Regions from separate parts of the Homo sapiens genome. Here all the other regions are linked to region 1. A link is a contact called in ENCODE Hi-C or POLR2A ChIA-PET data. All regions are on one chromosome and are shown on one strand. Each heading gives the region's core, a stretch centred on a gene start or an enhancer-like site at or near the end of the contact. The rest is flanking DNA. Distances are from core to core; before and after follow the strand shown. Region 1 holds the start of TMEM260 (transmembrane protein 260). Region 2 has its middle 210 kb from the start of EXOC5. Region 3 overlaps PELI2 (pellino E3 ubiquitin protein ligase family member 2).

Region 1 (4,710 bases), core at 1,336-3,835:
GTGAAGGCCAGATTCCTACCCCCTCCCCGAAAAGCACCACAAGCACCCTGCCCATAAATGAACTGTGTGTGTCAAGTGGTACAAAAAATAATTTTGGCAAGACGACACAATGTGATGAATCTATGGAGTAAAATGTAAGACTTATCAGGAAGAAGAATACATGCTTTATACTGGTTTTGAGATGTGTTCTGTTTATTGATGAAAATATAATTCATAAACATTCAAGAATAGTGCATTCAACATGTAAACACAATTATCAAATATACGATAAAGCAAATTTTCCATATTGGCATATACTTGGAAAACAGTTTATCATTCCCAAAAATGAACATAAAAATATTAGAAGCAACCACTATTTAACATCAAACCAAACAAAATTAAAGCACCTAAAGTTTGGTAACTCAAGGTGAATACACAACTTTATTCTTTTAGGAAAAAATAAAATACAGTATTAATAAAGGCAAGGCAATAATCATGATTTTAAATAAATTTTAAACATCACTACATATGTGATGGTGGATTTAGAAAAGAATTTCATGAAATGTTTTGACGAAAAGTAGAGGTTAAGGGGGCATATTCTGAAGTCAATATACTTTTCTTTTCCTGATTTCTCTACTTTGTGTGACTTTGGGCATAGCTTAGCCTTAGTTTTCCCATTTATAAAAGGAAAATAATAATTGCACCTACTTTTAAGGGTAGCTGGGAGGGTTAAAACAACAACCCATATAAAGCACTTGGAACAGTGCCTGGCACATAGTAAGTGCCCAACAAACGTCAGTTATTATAAATCTCACTCCCATCCTTCACACTCAACCAACCATAAGTAGCTGTCAATCTTTTTATTTTTTTACAAGTAACAGAACTACCTAACCTCTGAATAATGCTCTCCAGCACCAAAACTCACAACTATAAAGTTACTTCCATTATGAAATACCAATCTTGGTAACACTGTACAGAAACTCCCTACTACACGAATGAAACACTATCCCTACTTGTGCAACAGGACCTGAAAGAAGAAAGGTAACAATTTGAAGATGTAACATCAAAGATCTTCAACGTGGTAGGCAGCCCTAAATATGATCCCCACTAATCCCCAAGTCCTGATATTCTCACCTGTGTAATCCTTCCCCCTTGAATATGGGTTGGGTTTACTGACGAAGTTCCAGGAATAAAATGCAGAAGTGGTATATCACTTACAGTATTAGGTTACAAAATGACAGAGCTGTCAGACAGAGAGGTGTCCTTCATCTTTTTCTTGACAGAAGTCAGTTAACTTATGGAGACCCACATAGCAAAGAACTAGATTGCGTTTCTCCCCAAATTGAGCCTTGAGAAGACCGCAGCCCCATCGCACACCATGACAGCAACCTTTTTCTGAGTACGAGCATCTAGCTTAAACGGCACCCAGACTCCTGATTTACAAAAACGGGAGACGATAAACGTTTGCTGTTTAAGCTGCTCAATTTGGGGATCACTAGTCATGCAGCAAAAACTGCTTCTTCAGTCCATAGGTTCACCACCTGAAATTACAGCACTATTCTGACAAAATTACTGGCCATGATATGGCATTATTGAATCCAAAAACAAAACATGGATCTTGTTTCTTGCATCAAATACAAAACAATTAGTGTGATTTAAGGGCCAATGAGTCATGCTTTTCTTTTTCATAGAAACAGCCGCACCTGGCTTCCACCTTTTTAAGAGTTCTCCTGCAAATATTCTGCATGGCTAGTTCCTTCTCAATATTCAGGTTTCAACTAAAACACCACCTCTTCAGAGGTCTTTCCTGAATAGTCATTCGGAAGGACCCACTACTTACCCCCACTCTCAATCATATTTCCCTCCTACTGTCTCCATAACTTATCACCAGTGAATATGCTGTTTATTCATTAACTTGTGTATTGTCTAACCGCACTGGAACACTAGCAATTATCTGTTCGCCACTACTGTTCTTTTGTTTGAAACATAATAAGGACACCGTGAATAATATCTGTGGACTAAAAAAGACTGAAAGTAAATACTCAGGACCAGGATAAAAGATCTGGGGAAGTGGAGAGGTCGATAAGCCCCACCAGGCGAAACCAACAATACGCCCCATCTCGAAAACCTGAGAACTAAAGAAACCACAACGACAGGAATGGAAACAGAAGTGGGCTCTGGAACACACAATAGTGCGCTGTGCACAGGGGGGTGGATGGAGGCCCAGAGCTGACCAGACCGAATGCCAAGAGCAGGGGCCAGACGCAGACCCTGCCCGTTCTGGGACCAGGGGAGAGGGACAGAAGGGGCAACCCTGCGAGTACTTTACCGGAGTCTCCCCCCGGTACCGAAGGGGGCAGGGTGAAGGTGAACACTGCGGCCACGGCGGCGAACACCGCCACGCCGCCGCGGATGCCCCCGGAGCGCCGCAGCCCCACTCGGACTGCCCGCCCCTGGGCCTGGCCCCTGCCGTCGCCATGGGGACTCATGGGCCAGTGGCGACCGAGGGAGAAGGACACGGCCAGCCCAAGAACCCGGTGCGACACGGAGCTCCCCAGCCGAGAGACGAGCGCAGCTTGTGCGGCGGCCACGGCGGCTTCCGGGTCGAGCCTCCGCGGGTTGGACCGCACCTTTCTCCGCCTGAGCGCGGGGAGGAGAAAATGCCAGGCCTCCCTTGAGCCAGGCCCTGCGAGTTTTCCCGCAGTGCACCACGCATTGGCGTTCACCTACTTATAATGTGATTTAAGGTTCCTAATCACCAGGAGAGCATTCCCTTTAAAAAGCAAGCCCGGCCACAGGCCTACCTTCTCCATGGCTATTCCCCCCTTTTATACTGACTTGGTTGGGTCTGACAGAGACCAAAGCAGCGTCGAAAACCGCGAGCGAGGAAGGGCTGCTCCTGCCCCCTACGGTGCGGGGTGGAACTGCACAAAAGGGCCACGATCAGCCAGGAGCCCCTACCTGTGCTAAAAAAAAAAAAAGGGTGGTGTATTTACCGTATGTGCAAAGTAAGCCAATAAATACATTAATCACAATTATGTATTTATTACGATTTACTACGTTACTATGACTAATTACAATAAGTCTGTGTGCTACTTATTAAATCACTGAGTAATTTTTAGAGAGATTAGAATATGCTAGTGCGTCTTTTTTTTTTTTTTTCATTCCATAGCATAATGAAAACTCTGTAGATGAGTCGGGAAATTTGAGTTCCTGTATTCATGCAGATAACTCAAACCATGATAAAGGTGTCTCCTAGTTTAATGAAGAGGAGTGTTTTGCTGGAGCTTTCAACACAGCAAAGTGGAAAATGAAATTGAATCACCATATTTTACAATGAGCTGTAACGCAAAAAAAAAGAATCGGAGCCGTTAATAAGGACAACTACATAACAGCGCAGTTAAGCTTTTTAAGCTTATGTTTTATTATTAAAGCAATTATCCTGGAGTGGGCGGGGAGGAGAGCAACCCGCATAAAATGTATCTCAAAGACACACTGAAAACCAGTGACAATCTCAAACGTGTTACGCGCAATTTGATAGAGACACAGTGACTAAACTATAGAGTAACATATACCTACCTTGACGGTCATGGGGCCAGCACACCTTAGTCTTTTCCAGGTACTTATACAATTTCCAGCCTTTTCCAGGTAATTTCTCAGCTGTACTGTGAGTTCCTGGAGGAGAGGGGCTGTGTGGTAGAGTGCTTCTAAAATGGATTCCCAGATAACCCTGCCTCCTCACTCACTTCCTGTATAAGCTGCTCGCCTTATGTGTGAGCTTAACCTAAGGATTGGCTTCTATCAATACAATAAGGCAAAAGTGATGGATGTCACTTTCAAGATTAGGTTATGAAAGACTAACTTTCATCTTGCTGGCACTCCCTCTTGTCCTCTCACTTGTTCTCTCTGATGAAGCCACCTACCATGGTGTAGGCTGCCCTGTGGAAAGGTCCACATGGGAAGAAACTGAGAGCCGCCTCTAGCCAACAGCTGGCAAGAAACTGAGACCTTCAGTCCAACAACCTTAGAGGAACTGAATCTAGGCAACACCATGTGAGGGAGCTAGGAAGTGGATCCTTCCCCCACATAAGCCTTGAGATAACTATAACTCCTGTCAAGACTTGGATTGCAGCCTGTGGATGACCCTGAAGCAGAGGACCTAACTAAGCCTCATCCAGACTGCTGTCCTATAGAAACCGCGAGATAATAAATGTTGTTTTAAGTTGATAAATGCAGGCTAATTTGTTAGTTATCAGCAATAGATAGTTAAGATAGGCTGTCTTCTATTTCTTTGCTGAAAGAACATGCCAATGAGTAACCTTGACTGGGTCAAGCATATACTTCTTTCCCTTTTTATGCATTTCACTTTTGCTCATGAGTTTTATTTAAAATTTTTTTATTTTGGAGGGGAATAATTCTTTGTCCATGTTTGGGAGGTAGAGATCAGTGCTGGAAGTACAAATTTAGGAGTTGCTCGTGTAAGGATGATATAAATGACTAACTTGATAAGGGGATAGTGTAGAGAGAACAAGGTTGAGGTCTAATGTCAGCCCATATTCTCATTTAGGGAATGGCTGGAGAAGGGGAGAGAACAGTGTAAGAGAATGAGGCATCACCAGAAGCTAAAGAAGAAAAGTCGATGAAGTACATGTGGTCAGGATGTTACAGAGAGGTAAAGGACAATGAAGAGAGGCACGTCTAGATTTTGTGAAGCTCAAGTGTATAAAACTT
Region 2 (4,710 bases), core at 673-3,172, 480 kb before region 1:
GTCCCAGCTTCTTCTTTCTTGTCATCCCATTTGGTTTTCCATGGTGAGCTCTCTCAAACCTGTGTCTCCAGCCCAGATCCCGAAATCACTGTGTCCAACACTGTATTCATCATTTCTCCCCAATGCCACCCTCTCCCCACTCACCACATGCACCTTTTTGTGTATTCAGTGGCTAGAATGAATGCCTAGGCATCCACTCCAGAAATCTGGGAATCACCCTTGACTCCTTCCCGTACTCGCTTCCCACACTCGGTCAGTCCTGTCAATCAGAACTCCTTTGTGTCTCTGGAGCATATACTCTTCTCTCAACCCCTGTTACCAGAGCCTTATTTTAGGCCCTCATCAATTTTCATCTGGATTTCCAAGGTATCATCTTGGTTAATACTTGTATCAGCCCATTTTCCAGAAGAAAAAAACTGAAGCTTAATGACATTAAGTAATTATTGCTTATGATGACACTTGCTGGTACCAAGATTTGAACATAGGAAGTCCAGCTCTAGGATCCTCACTCTTAAGCACAAATTATACCACGTCTCTGTTTTGGGAAAAGGAAGGGGGCAATTAGATGGTATATTCTATTTCTTTGCTACTCAAGTGTGGGCCAGAGACCTGCAACATCACATTATCAGGGACTTTGCTAAAAATGCTGAATCTCAGAGCCGCCTAGGCCTCCTGAATCAGAATCTGCATTTACCAACATGTCCAGGTGTTTCATGTGCTTGTGAAGCGCTGCTCTAGTGCAGGTGTGAAGAGTACTGTGTAAGTGCATGTAATTAAACCCAACACTAGCCTTCAGGCCCCCATTCTTAAATTTCCTCTCAAATAGACTTATCTGTGGTTTGAGGTAAAAATTTTTGTTTTAAGACAGAAGCACTTCTAACCAATGGCAATGCATCTTTCTAACACAGCTTAAAGAAAGCTTTGGGGACACATAAGAAGAGAAGTGGGGAACTGGGGTCACAGCTGTGTGACCTGAAGTATATTTGCTCACTCCGGGATGCCAGCTCCAGGTCCCGCCATACCCTGCACTGTTTTCTACCAGTGCTAACAGGGGAAGGAGTACATAAAGGCATTTCTAAGAGGGTGGCTAATATGGAGGGGAAATATAGCGCCACCCATAGATTTCTTACACTGGCCTGATGACTGAGTCATACTCATTTATAGTCATGAAACAGAGGAGAATAACCAAGACTCGAGTGCACAGTGAGTTGGCAATAGATGTAATCATAAGACCCAAGAATTCCTAGCTCTTATTCCCTGGCTCTAGCTATGGGACCACACACGTGAAATCATCTTTTTTACAGATTATTGAGTCCCCCCTTACAAAAATCTTGCCCTGGGACCCCTTGTCTCCATCCCTGAGGCTATGCACATGGAGGAAATCATGAATGCCACCTCATCTGCTGTGTAGGGGAAAGATTTACTTTCTGTATTTGCACTGACATCTACAGTCTGTGTCTATAGTCTTTGATGCCTCAGAACTATATCCAAAGGCTGCCATTGTCTTACAGCTTATGTAAGAAAATCCTTATCTTGGCTTTACAATTAACACAGAAGTGCTAAATGGCAATATTGATGAGTTTGAGAAAAGAACCAGAAATCTAGGGAAAATGTGAATGAATCTCTTTTTTTAAAAGGCAGGCTTAGTGAAATTTGTACCACTGGATCCAATCCCATTGAAACGGGTTGTAAAAAAATAAAGTTTCCATGCTGCTAAGCTGCTTTTATGTGGCCGTGGCATCTCTGCACGCAGCTTGTATGTGTGGGATGCTTCAGTTCCAAGTCAAGCTTGTGCAAAGGTAGACCTCAGATCTGCTGTCTGCACTTAGGCGTCTTCCAAGAGAAACACCCGCCAACTCAATCATTGTCTGACTAAGAGAACCTGGAGTCCTCAGATAGGGAAAAACGAAAAGTTAAATCAAGCAGTTTCATACATACCTGTGACTCATTGTGAAACCCAAGCTGCAGAAAACTGACAGCAGGAACAGAGAATGCTGACCTAGTTTGCCAGAACAAAGGTAGGATTTACTTTTTTGGTTGTGAATTTTTGTTTCTTTATCAAAACAGAGGAGTTTAATGAACATTAGTTCTTAAGGAAACAGGAGGCAGATAACTGAGGGTGGAGCCGGGTCTCCTTTATCCTCCCTCTTCCCTGCCTGGCCCAGTCACTAGGCCTCAGCTGAAACCTTCAAAACCCTTATCTGCCCACTGAAGTGGCAGACTTCTTTAACCTTTGACCTAAATTGTGTTTGAACTTTCATCTTGAGGAAGCAAAGTTTTAACATTAAGCCACTAAAGACTTCAAAAGCCCTGGATTTATGTCCTGTTCTTTAGCAAGAATCCCAATACCCTTGTCTTTGACCAACAAATAAAGTGGGGCTTGTTTGTCCCAATTCTAGTAGTGATATGCTAGGTGAAGAATAATAATCAAGAGGAGGGTATTTATAGCGCTTGATGCATTTTAATAGATAAGCTTCCCAAGAAACAAATCAAAGGAAATATTTCCCTACAGTTTTCAAGACTTTTTATTTGGAGTTCTTATTTTTATTCACAGAATAAATGTGAACATTACTTAAGAAAGACTTTCATTTCTGCCTCTCTGAGAGTATCTAAGGAATTTTAAAGTAAGTCATGTTAATATTTTGGGGTCCAAATTGAGAAAGTCCAAAAGTCACAATACAATATCTCACAATCTCTTTAGAGCCAGTTGCATTTGAAAAAACAATGACTATTTTAATGGATCGTCCTTTATATTCTCGCCTAAATTCACAGAGGATTTGCATTTAGCCATAAACATGCTCAGATGAGGACATGCCTTAAAGAGAGTATCTGAAGGGCAAAGTAAGTCTGAGAGGATTAACAGCAGAATAAAATCCAGATTAAATCAGATAACCAAGGAAAAATTAGTAGAAGAACTAGAAACATTTTAATGTCTGTAACAGGGAAACACCACCCTCAGTGCCCTGAAAAAAGAGGGATGCCCAACAGATTTAAATCAAAGGCCAAAACTTACTTTGATTTATATCTGTAACTCTTATGACTTGCTCTTTTATAAAAAAAAATTTTTACATTAATTTTATTTGTCCTGTCAATTAAAGTAACTGAGGCTGCCAAAACACTGTCATTTCTTATAACTGATTACTCTCCCCTTCCCATGGCTGTCATATGTGTCTCAAGTGTATTTGTCTTTGGAATGTTGTTCCTTTATTGCCTTTTGTGGGACCTGTCTTGCTCTGGCATTTTTACTGTGGTAGACACATTGCTATATTACAGTAAGCCAAAGGTCATCTACACAGCCATCAATTCTAAGAATAATTTTTTGGTTAATAAAAGTAATTTTCTTAGCTGAGGGCTACTTGCTGTGAGGAGGATTTATATTTGCCAAATCACATTTTCTAGAAAGTGATAGAATGTCAACCATCGAACTATAATTTTTGATGCTATAATAGTTTGTTAAAAACCAAATTTTCTTTCTTTAATGTGGCTTTTGAATACAGTAAGAAAGTTGAGTGAGGGTAAGTGACATGATGAAGCAAAAACATGTTTTGGGAAAATGTGTAACAAATGTTATTTGCTTCCTGGCTTAGAAAGCACCTAGGCAGAGAGAACAGAGGGAGTGTGTTGATTAAGAGCAGGAGTTGGAGCTACAGAGATATGGAATGGAAAACTGTCTCAGCCATCTGCAGTGATCCTAGACAACTTAATTAACTTCTCTCAGCTGGGGCTTTTTCATCTGTAAAATGGGCATGGCAATAGTACCTACCTCCTAGGTTTATTTGGAGAAAGAAATGGGATTTGCACAAAAAGCGTTTGGGTCTGTAAATGTGTATCTGCCAGGCAAGGCTGCTTATACAGCATTGACACACAGCCCCACATTCTCAAGGGCTTAAAACAACTGAGAAGCTCTTGTTGATGCTGATGTCCACTGCAGATTTGTGGGGTGCCAGTGGTTGTCTGCCCATCGAAGTCATTCCGGGATCCAGGCGATGGAGCAGCCACCCCTCAGATTTTGTTGTTTACATGCAGAGGAGAAGTGCAGTCTGCAGTTTTTCTTCCAGCAATTATGAAAAGCTCAGCCTACAAGTGACACATATCACCTATCATCAAACTTCATTGGCCAGAACCAGTCTTATGACCCCACCTACTCACACGGGGCAAGAAGGCGGATGTACCGGAGGCAGAGAGCTGGAAATAGTTGAACAGCACTAATGGAGACCACAAATATATTTTATACATACAAAGGTGGGAGGAGAGAGAGAACCCAATTCACTCTCTTTCTATAGGTGAAGCAGAGAGAGTTACTCCAGATCAGTGTCCAAGTACCATGATCGCAGTCAGGCAACCAGACAGCTGCAGGAGCAGGCGCCACCCCACTGAATACCCCAGGCAATTTAAGGAAAAATGTGGATCAAAAGGGAGGAGTTTCCCCAACAACAGGGAAGAAGCCCTTCCACCATTCCTACTAGATATTTAGTGGAACAGTATTATTGGAAACTTTTTTTTTCAGTAAGTCATTGCAGTGCACATACAATATTTGGCAAGAAAGAGTCTGTATGAGTGACCTTATCCATCAGCCAAAACGCCACCTGGGGTGGCAGCTGTTGGGTAACAGGGCACTCAGATGCAGTTGGGGGTTGGGCAAAATAAACATCTGATGTAATACTGGGCGAGTCACTTTAACCCTCTGATCCCCAGTGTCCTCACGTGTTA
Region 3 (4,710 bases), core at 1,019-3,518, 380 kb after region 1:
ATGTGGTAGGCCCTTAAAAACGATGGATGAATGCATGCAAAATTCTCTGTACACAGACACATGAACTTAAAAATAGAGTACCACTACTACAGTTGTTTAAATCCCCAGCTCCTTCCTGGATAATTGTCACTACTGGGTATATTACTGTCCAAGTCTCCAGGATGAGTGAGTATTTCACATCATGTGGAAGGAGGCTTGCAGGCCTACTTAAGTGAAAAAATCTGTCACTGGTTCTAGCTTATCTTTATCTATATCTTTTGCATTTCTCCTAAGTAACACTCTCATGGAAAAACCACCAGCAAATCCAGGATCATCCTTTCGACAGAATACTGAATTTGAAGAACTGCATGGAAACGGTACTTATCTACAGTTCCATTTTACAGGTTTCTCCCTAAAGCTCAGAGACAGTGAACATTTATCTGGAGCCACATTGCAGGGCGCATGTTCCAGGCCTCCAAATGCACAGGCCAGTGCTCTTCCTTGGGTTCACATTTAAAGACCAAGTTTAATGTTTTTTTAATTGGTGTTTTATACCTAGATTAAATGTATTTTAATATTAGAGATGACTGTGTGACTTTCTTATTTAAAAAGAAGGCCTATGAAATCCAAACAAACTTGTGAAATCTTTAGACAGTTCCATTTAATAATGATCACTAATGGCCATTAGACCAGGCAAAATCTATGAGGCAAACAATCAGAATGTTTGTTTGAAATGCAAATGTAAGACAACTAATGAAAATGCCAACAGTTCTTCTGCTAAGGCCTGCTGTGATATTAAAAACAGTCTAACAGGAACTTTAAGAAGGAGAGACCTGATTCAGGAATTCAGTTACTTAAAAAAGAATCACCTTTGCCTGAAGTACAGGCTGTTCACTTACAGTCATCAGCATTTCAGAAATCAAAAAGCCAATATTTCAACAACTGCGTGTGTATTTTTGGCTGAATGGTGGTTATATTGATTATTTTACCAGCCCTTTAGTGAGATTTCCTTCCTTCTTGGTCGTCATTTCCAGTTCTAGATGGTACCCTATAGGGTAACGAAGGCAGTAGAGTGTGGTAGTTATGAAAGGAAGCTCCGGCATTAGACAGACCCAGGCGTGTCTTCACTCCACTTCTCACCGGCTGTGTGACCCTGGGGAGGTTACTTAACACTCTGTGCCTCACATGCCTCATCTGAAAATGGAAATGATAAAAGCCCTACCTTGTGAAACTGTTGTGAGGGAAAGTAAAAAAAAATATGCAAAGTGCTTATTAGCACAGAATCTGGTGGCCATAGATATTACCTGTATGACACAGAATAAGCACTCTGTATTTGAACTCTCATTATTGTTAGGGCAAGGTGGTGTAGTAGCAGTAAAAGAAAGAAGAAATACCTTCTGTTACAATAACAACTACAAATATTTGAAAATGAATTATGACACAGATTAAAAAGAATGTAAACAGTTATATTGAGGCCTTGAATTCTGTCTTTAAATCGTTGCTCCCTGTATTGTAAGAACTCTTCGTTAATCACTTAAACTGCTGACTGCCAGCAAAACCTAAGCTTCATACAGACCCACTGTCTACCAGGTGAATACACCTAGCGTTGCCATCCATGTAAGGTAATTTCTACAGTGAAGGTAAACCCCAGATACACTCAATCAACATCAAGTCAACAAAGATTTATTGAGCACCACCTGTGTATATGGCACAACCATAAACAGAACTTGCAGTACAGCTTAATTAAATCCCTGGGCCCTGGTAAGCTGAGTGAAAACTACATGTAAATACTTAAGAAATAGCTGGCTGGTTTATCATACATATTTACAGATTTTAATTTACCAAAACAACTTGTATCTTATCCGTTTATATAACCTGTAGGGTCTGTGTTTAAATCAGGATGAATGTGTCAAAGTAGCCATTAAACTGAATTATCAGGGGGTTTTCACTAATACTTGCTAGTTATAAACCTCAGTTCATTGCTAACCACACCCTGAGAAATCAACAAGAAGAACCATGAAGCACTGGGTAGATTTAATTATTATTTTAAATGTAATCTTCCATTTTAATATTCCTGATATAAAGAAGAGTTTTTCATTGCATTGGGGAATCTACCGTCTGTGATTAGTTGAGAACTTTCATTCTCATGGTTCTTGGTTAACTGAACTGTGACTCAGCAGTAACATACCAAGACGAGAAATGACCAGGCCAGACCGTCTCTTGTATAAACAAAAACAGAACAGAAGTAAATGGAGATTAGAGCCCAGGCAGAACCGCTACATTCAGTTTCCAAATATGGGCATGTGGAGACACTCAGGACAATCACTAAGGACAACCCAGAAGCATCACATGATGACTCTCATGGGGGAAGACCTTGGGCAGCAAGAGAGAAACTTTTGGCTCACACATGATAGTAATAAAATTGTTTTTGTTTACAGAATTCTTGTAGGAGGAAGGGGGAAAGATACAAGGTAAAATTAATAAAACTTAAGAAAATAACAGTAGAAAAAGTAAGTGAAGTCATAAGCTGGCTCTTTGAAAATATGAGTAAAACAAAAGCTATTTAAGCAAGAAAAGAAGAACAAAAAATATACAAAATTAGGAACAGACAAGGTGATATAATTACAGACACTAATGATTAAAATAAAGTGAACATTATTCACTTTGTCAAAAATCCAGAGTAGATGGAAGATTTTCTAACAAAATATAAAAGTACCAAAATTGACCAATGAATAGATAGAAAACAAGAACCATTTATACCCTCTCTCTACTTGTCATCAATATCCCACCATACTGGGTCATCTCCATCAGCATATAAGCATGCTCTCCTATCATCCATCATTAAAAAGTCATGACCCCCAAGCCCTCCCTAGTTTTGCTACTCCCCATCACTGCACATCTGTTCCAAAGAGCTGTCACATGTGGGCTCTGCACTTGCTCATCTCCTGCTTATGGCTCAGCCACTCCATGCTGGACACTGTCCCCGCTGCTCCATCAGATTTGCCTTAGCCACCATAGCCACCAACCTGCAAGTGGTCAAATCTAAGTCCCTTCCTTTAAGTCGCATCTCACTGGACTCACTCAGTGCATGTGATGTTGTCAGCTACTCCAGTCTGCCTTAGGCACACTCCTCTCATGCTCCATGATGCCACGCTCTCTGGGTTCTCCTCCCTATTTCCTGGTCACTCCTTTTCAGCCTTTGTCTAAAGGATGAATTCACCAATGCTCAGTCCTAAATCTTCTGCCCCTCTCTACATGGTTGAATTCCAGATTCATGTATCCAATTTGTGCCCTCAACTCTTCCCCTCATATCTCACTGGCATCTCAGACTACACAAGACCCAAACCAAACTCTTTGAGTTTCTCCTTAAACCGGCTCCTCTTTTTTGCCTTGAATGGCATCATCATCCATACATTACAATCAATTAATTATTCCTCTGAGAGAGTCCCGTTGCTTCTTCCTCAAAGATATATTCGCTTCTCTGTACTTCTACTCCCACCATCCTAGTTGTATTAGTCAGGGTTCTCTAGAGAAGTGGACCAAAGAGGTGGGTGTGTGTGTGTGTGTGTGTGTGTGTGTGTGTGTGTGTGTGTGTCTTCACCAGTCATGATCCCTGGTGTGTGTGTGTGTGTGTGTGTGTGTGTGTGTCTTCACCAGTCACCATTCCTGGTGTGTGTGTCTGCATGTGTGTGTGTGTGCACAGGCAGGCCGGAGACCCCAGAAAGAACCAAGACTGCAGTTCAAGTCTGAAGGCCATCTGCTGATAATTCCCTCTTGCTTGGATTGGGTTAATCTTTTCGTTCTATGCAAGCTTTTACCTGATGTGCTTTACTCAAAGTCTAGAGATTTAAATGTTAATCTCATCCAAAAACACCTTCACAGAAACATTGAGAATAACACCTGACCACAAATCTAGGCACAATGGCCCAGCCAAGTTAACACATACAATTAACCATTACACTAGTCTAAGCCACTTCATTTCTGGTCTAAGCCAATGCAACAGGCTCTAACTGGTCTCTGTGCTTCCATCCTTTCCTTCCATATCAAAGCCAGAACACCCGCTTCATGCATAAATGTCTCCCCAAACACCCAACAGCTTCCTATTGCAACCAGATTAAAGCCAAGGCCCATGAACAAGACTTGACTGTACCCTCATCTCATCCCAAGCTCCAACTCCCCACTAACCAGCCCTCAAGCCTGCCTCAGAGTCTTAGAATATGCTGACAGTTACACTTCTGCCCCTCTCTGTTTGCAAGACTAAACTCTATGTATGCCTTCATAACTCATCAAAACTTAAATATGTGTCCCTGGCCCTCACAGTATTCTCCACTGTTTGTTTCCTTGACAGTGCTGAGCACCAATGAATATTATATATTTATTTGTTTGATTTCTTATTTATTGCCTGCCTCTGACCCTACAACCTCCATTTGTGCAGGGACCATGTTTGTCTTAACTCATCCCATGCAGAGCCCAGGGCCTGGCACACAGCAGATGCTCAATTAATATTAATTAAATAAACAAAAAATTCTAATGCAAGAAAAATCTAAACACCTAGAATAAAATACTTAAAGTATCTGAAAAAATATGTTACATAAACCTTGAGATAGATAAGCACTTCTTATGCAAAACAAGAAACTTATAAAGCTTAAGTGAGAAAATTCCAGATTTGATTATACCCAACTCAAGTATGAGATGAGACACCATGAACAAAGTTAAAAGATAAACAAAATA

The links. A loop is a pair of places that touch in the nucleus more often than their neighbours do. ChIA-PET counts read pairs that join two places held with the same protein, here RNA polymerase II (POLR2A). Pooled maps may share reads with other maps.
Region 2: a loop to region 1 is called in a map with no recorded cell type, with 19 times the contacts of the local background. The contact joins the enhancer-like site here to the promoter of TMEM260 in region 1. A Hi-C loop is called at or near these places in 9 of 37 single-sample maps with no recorded cell type and 12 of 50 pooled maps. POLR2A ChIA-PET finds 5 or more read pairs at or near these places in 1 of 52 experiments (H1).
Region 3: a loop to region 1 is called in a pooled map, with 5 times the contacts of the local background. The contact joins the enhancer-like site here to the promoter of TMEM260 in region 1. A Hi-C loop is called at or near these places in 1 of 37 single-sample maps with no recorded cell type and 3 of 50 pooled maps. POLR2A ChIA-PET finds 5 or more read pairs at or near these places in 1 of 52 experiments (activated CD4-positive, alpha-beta T cell).

What each region holds. Positions count from the first base shown.
Region 1 is chr14:56,577,673-56,582,382 of GRCh38, reverse strand. TMEM260 (transmembrane protein 260) reads right to left here and starts at 2,585. Exons shown (of 16, transcript NM_017799.4): 1 at 2,309-2,585. The coding sequence starts at 2,468. RefSeq lists a silencer at 2,298-2,517.
Region 2 is chr14:57,057,948-57,062,657 of GRCh38, reverse strand. No RefSeq gene overlaps it. Among named protein-coding and RNA genes, the nearest start is that of EXOC5, 210 kb to the left of the region's middle. RefSeq lists an enhancer at 1,461-2,660. Within about 2 kb of position 1,922, at least 2 of the 41 ENCODE cell types and tissues checked have a DNase peak (open chromatin) inside an H3K27ac peak, as active enhancers do.
Region 3 is chr14:56,196,834-56,201,543 of GRCh38, reverse strand. The region is part of intron 2 of PELI2 (pellino E3 ubiquitin protein ligase family member 2); the gene reads right to left. Among named protein-coding and RNA genes, the nearest start is that of PELI2, 81 kb to the right of the region's middle. RefSeq lists an enhancer at 2,163-2,352. Within about 2 kb of position 2,268, at least 10 of the 41 ENCODE cell types and tissues checked have a DNase peak (open chromatin) inside an H3K27ac peak, as active enhancers do.